Linked DNA regions of Homo sapiens: regions 2 and 3 are each linked to region 1. The links are chromatin loops, found by intact Hi-C in ENCODE. Cell type or tissue: GM12878. All regions are shown on one strand.

Region 1 (2,500 bases):
AAGGAAACGCCAAGTGGTAGACAATTGTGCATTTTTACACACGAGTACTGTATGCTATGAATGGCACACATCTTCTTTTATTGGGCTTTTAGCATTATGGATAACACATTTATACAAACTTTCAGTCCATCAGAAAATATGATGAAATATAAAACTGGAATACTCCATTATGCAATAAAAAAAGATAAAATTCAATATGACAGTAATTCTGGGAGTAACGGCAATCACATACACCTCAAGGGAACTCTAAACATAATGTACTATTTAAAATTGCAATTGGTTCAAATTCTAAAATAATCTGGGAGCTCAAAATAACTGCACTTGGAAATGTCTTACTAACCAGCTAGCAAAAATGCTAGCCAAGGCAACTACAGAAGGCTGAAATGGTCTCAAATTTCACTTTGTGAAGGCCCAAGTCTGTTCAAGTGCTACCAAGTGTCGCCCATGTAACCCAGAAAGAGATTATCACAGAAAGCACATCTTTACTTAGCAATTATCATGCCAGCCCCTAAATCAGGCTCGACAGTGGAAAGGGGAAGATTAAATAGTTTATATGGTTTGTCCCTTTCAAATTACACACCTTTCAGAGCCAGTGATTACAGACTCCCCTAAATTTCCTTATTTCCAACGATACTGCTAACAAATGAAAGCTGCGCAGAAACCTACTGGCAATGATTTAAGGTTAGTTTTCCCTTAATGTACTGCTATATCATTAGCCTCTCTTACTCTAGATCGTGGTTTGGAAGAAATTAATGGGATAGTGCATATTTAAATTCTGCCCTCTCGCTCGTTTATTAACTTTACAGAAAGCCCACAGCAGAGTAAGGCTTGGTTTATGACCATAATACTGTGAATTCTAAACATCCATTGATTACTGGAGTCTGCAATGCACATCAGCTATTTATATTTCTCCTATTGCTGGGTAGTTGATAAGTAACAATAAAGTTCAGGCATTTTGAGAACTATTCTTCTCGAGTACAGCTTTCTATATTAAAGTCACATAGTAGTAGTGATTAGTCAAATCAGTTTAAATAGGGACTCAATGTATTCTTTTAAAATAAACTGGTTGTTAATGTTAATGCATCACAAAGTATGCAGACTTCCATCTCAAGCAAAAACATGAAACATCAACAGTAGCTTCAGAATTATAAGAGAAAGATCACTCTAGCTCTTCTTTCTTCCTAGGCAATGACAATGAAACTAACATAAAAATAAGCCATTACTCAGGAGAATGAATGGGTCTTACCTTTGTTTACAATAACAGTGTTGAAGAGTTTTTCAGAGCTGGCATCTGATGCCTGAAAAACAAGAAGGGGGAAAAAAGCATTATTATTGTCATTAATATTGTCATCACCATCAACATTCCCATTATTTTAAATCAGTTGACTACATTTTACGAAAGCCTAGCAGGGAAGCAGCAATGTCCCCAAATCATCCATAAGGTGGTGCTAGTTGACTGCTTGAGAGAGACCTGCAGTGCAGCTATTTGCTGGGGGGAAAAAAATCTGATTTTAAAAATGTGTCCTTATTAGACACATTATCTGTGCAAAACATATTTCTATGAGATGATACACAAAGCAATTCAGCTCATTCACATAATGATTTTGCAATTTCGTTGACAGATCATTATTTTGGAAATGTTATGTTTTTCGTGGTATTTGCAGACATGCCAATTTTTCAATTTTCTTTCACAAATCAGAAATGCCTATTATTTAATGCTAAGCTTTTCCTCACTAAAAAGTGTAAGCCAACACTGCCAGAAATTAATTTTTTTTTAAGATTCATCTGATGACTCCAAGATCCCTGTCCCTTGCAGTAACCAAACGACCTTGGTGTTCAAAAAGATGCAAGCCGGCCTGCCCCAAAATCCGACCACTATGCATGCCACCAGCATTATTTCCTTTCCATTTTCTAGAGAACATGTCTGCTAATTATTACAGTGGCTTGAGGAAGGTGAAATAAGCCTGTTTAAACAGTAAAACTAAAGCCAATTTAAATTATACACTAATGTTCTGGAAAATAAACATGGAAGTCGGTTTGAAGGAAAATGCTGTAATGTTTCAGCACTGAATATTTCTAGAACTTGAAAAAATAAAAATTAAGCATCTCCACTACATAACGTGAGGATATATCTGCATTTAAAGTTATAATGGCCAAGCTATATTTGTGCTGTTTTCACTACATAACCCTCATGAGAAATCACTCATCTTTCACACTTGATACACAGAGATGCATATTCTGAGAAAGCAAAAGCCTAGAATGTTGAATAAATATGGAAAAAGGAAATATAGGAAATGGGGGGGGGGAATTCTGAAGTGCAGCATATTTTGACTCTGGGGCTAGCTTTTAGGGACAAAGAGGATATTCAATTTAGTCTTTCCATGTAATACTGACAAAGATGAAATATTCCTGTGTACATCTGGGGGACATGTTCTAGTTCTCAATGCAAGTGATATAGAAAGACAAAATATTTGTATTAAGACTGTTTTTTGCTTTATTT
Region 2 (2,500 bases), 270 kb after region 1:
TGTATGTCCTTAAAGTGGAGCAACCGTCCTCGTTTAGAAATGTGCTCAGTAAGAGAAACTACAAATGAGAGGCCTGGTGCAGCCAGGGGAGAGGCGGGGTGGAATCACAGAGGGTTGGTTCAAGCTGGTCTATGTTCTAGAAAAGAGAAGGGTGCTTAAGACTCAGGAAGCCAAAGCCAGAGGAACAGATAACAAAGCCTGGTAGCTTTCAGTGTGAACCAAGATGCCAACAGCTCTTGAAAAGACCACATCGTTATCCTTCATATATAACTATGGAGCCAGACTGCCTGGGTGCAAAGCCTGCCTGTACTGTACACCATCTGTGAAACCTCTAGCAAGGAACTTAACCTCTCTGTGCTTCAGTTTCCTCATCTATTAAATGGGGCTATTGACAGTATGTACCTCATAGTGTTGCTAAGAACGTTAATTGAGTTAATAAACATATAATTTGTATAAGTACATATGTAATAAACATAAAAATGTCTAGAACACTGCCTGATACATAGGAAGCAATCAATAGATGTTAGAAACCATCCATCCATCCATCTATTCATCTTCAGTAAGACTGAATATCTTTTTTTAAAAAGCATACATGAGCCAGGTGTTGGAAATCTCCCTGGCTCTAGTCTAGATAGAATAGAATTCTTCACTGATTTCACATACGTCTTGCATAAATTCTTTGCTAATTTAACATATACAAGTCTTGCTCCCCAGGCAGGCAGTGAACTCCTCAGAAAGTGCAGGCTGGTTGTCCCTGGAATCATCACAGGGTCTAGTGTATTCTTGAGGACCCTCAAAGATGCTCAACAACAATTTGATGATTTATGGATTCCTCCTCCCTCCCTCCTTCCACTCATTCCACATTATCTGATGCTGCCTGTGTGCTATAGCCCTTTGAGGAATCTCCTCTTGGAGTAGAAAATGTCTGAGTTTAGCTGGGAATCTCAGGTGATCACCATGTGCCCTGTGTATCCTGGGGAAGGAAAGGCACAGCCAGCAGGAACAGCCAGTCTGGCTTGAATCACCTTCAGGAAGGCAGAATGAATATGAATAGATTACATGATCAGGGTAGCATGAACAGAGGTGTTTTTTCATCCACTTTGTCTTCAATAGGTAATTGCTCTATTTTCTCCAACACTCAAAGTAAAAGCATCTTTCTTAAAGTGCTTGGAATTCCAAGTTCTTTTTCCCCAGGTAATGAAGCTGCTGCAACCATTCTTCCTTCCACCACTAAGGTTGTGAGACACTGAATGTAGCTACGGCTTTCCATGCTAAGTATCACCAACATGATTCAATTCCCAGCCAAAGGGTCAATGTCCATCTCAAGCTAAAGGAGAGATGGGGTGTCCATGATGGCAGGGCAGCCCTGAGCTCTCTATTTTGGAAAAGCCTGGTTGTTGAAGTGCATTTCACATCTTGCAGGGTTCCTCCACAGGAACAACGGCAGAGCATGTTTTCCTCTAGAAATGCCAGCTGTTGGCTGGCATTCATCAAAAAAGAATCCTGAGGCCAGGTGCAATGCCTCATGCCTTTAATCCCAGAACTTTGGAAGACTGAGGCGGGATGATCTCTTGAGCCCAGAAGTTCAAGACCAGCCTGGGCAACATAGCGAGACCCCTGTCCCTGCAAAAAATTTTAAAATTAGCAGGTATGGTCATGCATGCCTGTGGTCCCAGCTACCTGGGAGGCTGATGTGAGAGGATTGCTTGAGCCCGGAAGGTCAAGGCTGCAGTTAGCTCTGATCATGTCATTGTGCTCTAGCCTGGGTGACAGAGAGAGACCCTGTCCAAAACAAACAAACAAAGAAACAAACAAACAAACAAAAAACACCAAGAATCCTGACAACAGCTCTAGAAGAAAGTATTATACTACCACCCTTCCATTTTAGAGATGAGAAGGTAAGTAAGGCTTCCAGTGACAGAGATGGCACTTGAACCCAGTTATGTCCTTCAAAGTTCATGTTCTTAGCCAGTATAACGTACCATCTCACTCTCTCTCTCAGGCTATACAAAGAAACTACTTCAAAATATTTTCCTGATTGATTGCTTGGCAAAGTACAGAGGCAAGCTGAAACCGAAAAGAGATTGCAGCGCCTACAAGCAGCAGTGAATGCAGCCATATAGCCGTATTTCTGCTCCACAGAAGACAGCTCTCCCTTAAGAGGGACTGAGCACAGTCCCTGGCTCACAGGAAGTGCTCATTCAGTCTGAGGCTGACGTAGGTTCAAATTCTGACCCCCTCCACTTAATAATCATGCTGTGTTTGGAAAGGAACTTAATTCTTGGAGTCTACCTTTCTTAACCAGTGAATGGCGATGATACACACCCCACCGGATTTTTGTGAGAATTAAATCAGTTCAGGTATGTGAAAGCAGCCAGAAAGACATACCAATAGTTTCATTTTTCCAGTTATTTCCATGAAAGATATGTTATATCACACACAACAACAGGGTAACTTACTAATTATTTAAATGTTGGGTTGAATTTTTGTACCGTTTTAT
Region 3 (2,500 bases), 100 kb after region 1:
GAGAGGACAGCAATCCTTGAGCCCCTACTCCCTCTTTTTTTAAACCTCATCTAGCTATTACAACAGCTCACAGTCAGGTGTGTGATGGACGGCAAATGCATAGGGAAAAAGGAGCGATATGAAGTTGTGATCTTTAATCAACTCTTAGGAAAAGTTAGGAAACTTGGCAATTGTGTCATTTTTGAACGTTACAAGGCTCAAATTTCCATCCGTGTTGTATCTTCAAGCTTCTGCCTGTTGTACAATTTCATGGGAAATAAAAGGAGTGAATGTCTGCTGTGCCTTGGGCAGAATACAAACAGAAAAGGAGTGGGCGCTCAATACAGTAAACCTGCACTGAGAAACCGTGGTTCTGGAAGGACACAACTTTCTACACTTTTGCTAGATTTTCATGGTAGCAATGACAAAACAGGACTAGGGGAGAGGGGAAAAACCAGGGTAGGTAAGCCCTTAAAATTCTGGACAGTGACACTCTGTACTTAGGGACCTGCAAAGCACCTGGAAGGGCTGAGACTGGGAGGCACACATACAGCAAACGTCTTTCGATACCTGCTTTTTTCTCATTAACCAAGCGGATTTATGAATAAGCTCTGCAAACTTTAAAACGCATGCAGTATTCAAGATGCAATGCCCCTTCCATGCCACTCACTGTCTCTTCTGGAGTGAAATGCAACTATAATGGTGCTCCCTGAACCCACTTGCAATATGCAAGCTCTCTAGAGAAGGTAGTCCCTGATCATCCTGTTGAAAATCTAGACCTCGTGTAAGCAAGAAAAAGAAGTCAAGGTACAGAGTGGCATAAATATTGTTACTTGAAGTGCTAATTATCTACCAGTGTATTCAAAACCTAGTGATTTCCAAACCTGCTGGAGCTTCTTATGGAAATAAATATGTGCATCCCAATGTAGGGTTAAAAGGATTCCCAGAAACCTACACCAAAAATATAAGTAATTATCCTCTGAGCAGGGATTTCTCTCCAATTTCACTGCTTCCCACAAGGGGAACAATTTCTTGAGAACATAATAGTAAAGGAAACAATACACCACCAAAGAGGAAAATAACATCTTTATAATTACAGATTAGTTCCCAAATTGCACACCTACATACTCACTCTGCTTTGAATTTGAGTAACTTCGATGAAGCTTGTCTATCCCCTTCAGCTATCAACATTTACAGCTCAACAGCTCAATCACAAGATTTTCCATACAGAAACCCCAGGCTGCAAAAGCACTCTCAAATGACCCACTCGTTTCACTCTTGAAGAATGTGGAAAACACAGCGACAGAGAGCACAAATCGGGGTTAATACCCCGGCAGGAGAGAGGGAGCTCTGGTATCTCTAAAACAGTTTCAGTGTGCCAGTTTTAGAGATTACCCAATCATTTCTAAGCCGTTCAGATTTTTATCAGACAGGAATTAGCAGCTGAAAGTCTTGCTTGGCCCAAGCTGTTACATCTCTTTATCAGGAATTCATCTAAGTTTGCATTGCTTGAGCAAGGCACTCACATTCATTTCAACTCATTGGTTACTTACCCATTAAATGGGTTTCTTAACCATCACACTGGTTATTTAATTCCTACCCCATGGCTCCCCCAAGAAATAAAAAGTGCACTATAATTATATAAACTCTTAATTAAACTGAAGAATTCAGTGTTGCCATTACCAGTCAGTAATTCCACTCAATTAGGACAATAGACTTCCATTTATTACTGAACTCCTAATTGCTACTCATTTTCCTGGTTAGTAATTGCCAATCCTATCAGACAATGTGCTTAAAGAAAATTCTGCCATGAAATTATATTTCTCTCCATCACGGGAAAGGTGGAATCAGAGTCCTTACGTGGTCAGGAGTTGGGTCCTCTTCTCTAGCTCCATGCGTCTCCAGGCTCGGGGGTTTTAAAGGCTGGTGTGCCCCAGGGTTGGCTGCTGGTGCTGCGATCCGCGGGAGACTTGCCCACAAAGGAAAGGCGTATCCAGGTAGCCAGAGAATCCCAAAGCCAAACCTAGCCGAAGAGGATGCAAAAACAAAACCACCCGAAGCGGTCTCCGCATTTCCAGAAGACTAAGTTCAAAGTCTCCAGGCAGGGCGCATTTTAGGTCTTGAGGTGTACGTCCACGTCAGGGGGCAGGTTCGGCATCTGCTGCTTCTCAGCCTCAGGAGACTCAAGACGGAAGTCCGAGGGTGGCAGCCGTGCGGTACCACGGCTGGAGCCAGCCGGCCTCTGCCTCTGCCTCCCCGGGTCTGGCTTCCGAGGTGGGTTCGCGGGCACTGGCAGGTGCCGGGGAAACTTGCCGGCACGCCGTCCGCCGCCTCTGGACGCCCGGGCAGCCCCGCACTGGAGCTGGAACGAGTCCTGGCAGCCGGCTCCGCGGGAGCTCCCGGGCGGCGATCAGACGCGAGCGATCTACCCGCGGCTCGCGGATGCCTCGGCCCAGGAGCTGCGCGCCGCCCGCCCCAGCCCCGCCCCGGCCCGCGGAGCGCCCCGGCCCGCCTCGCTCCT

Evidence for each region. A loop is a pair of places that touch in the nucleus more often than their neighbours do. Peaks named below come from ENCODE experiments on the same cell type or tissue, not always from the same donor. Only the 100,000 strongest peaks of a DNase experiment are listed, where the experiment ranks them.
Region 2: a loop joins it to region 1, with 2.3 times the contacts of the local background. A loop is called at or near these places in 12 of 110 quality-filtered maps.
Region 3: a loop joins it to region 1, with 2.9 times the contacts of the local background. A loop is called at or near these places in 16 of 110 quality-filtered maps.

The regions. Positions count from the first base shown.
Region 1 is chr7:70,697,367-70,699,866 of GRCh38, reverse strand. It overlaps AUTS2 (activator of transcription and developmental regulator AUTS2), which reads right to left. Exons shown (of 19, transcript NM_015570.4): 6 at 1,247-1,298. Among named protein-coding and RNA genes, the nearest start is that of GALNT17, 430 kb to the left of the region's middle. In GM12878, a CTCF peak has its summit at 1,443; a DNase peak (open chromatin) is centred at 1,438; H3K4me3 peaks cover 2,326 bases; H3K27ac peaks cover 404 bases.
Region 2 is chr7:70,423,894-70,426,393 of GRCh38, reverse strand. The region is part of intron 4 of AUTS2 (activator of transcription and developmental regulator AUTS2); the gene reads right to left. Among named protein-coding and RNA genes, the nearest start is that of GALNT17, 710 kb to the left of the region's middle. In GM12878, no CTCF peak of the experiment used is centred here; no DNase peak of the experiment used is centred here.
Region 3 is chr7:70,596,139-70,598,638 of GRCh38, reverse strand. All of the region lies in intron 5 of AUTS2 (activator of transcription and developmental regulator AUTS2), which reads right to left. Among named protein-coding and RNA genes, the nearest start is that of GALNT17, 530 kb to the left of the region's middle. RefSeq lists a silencer at 2,284-2,483 and an enhancer at 2,053-2,500. In GM12878, no CTCF peak of the experiment used is centred here; no DNase peak of the experiment used is centred here; H3K4me3 peaks cover 783 bases.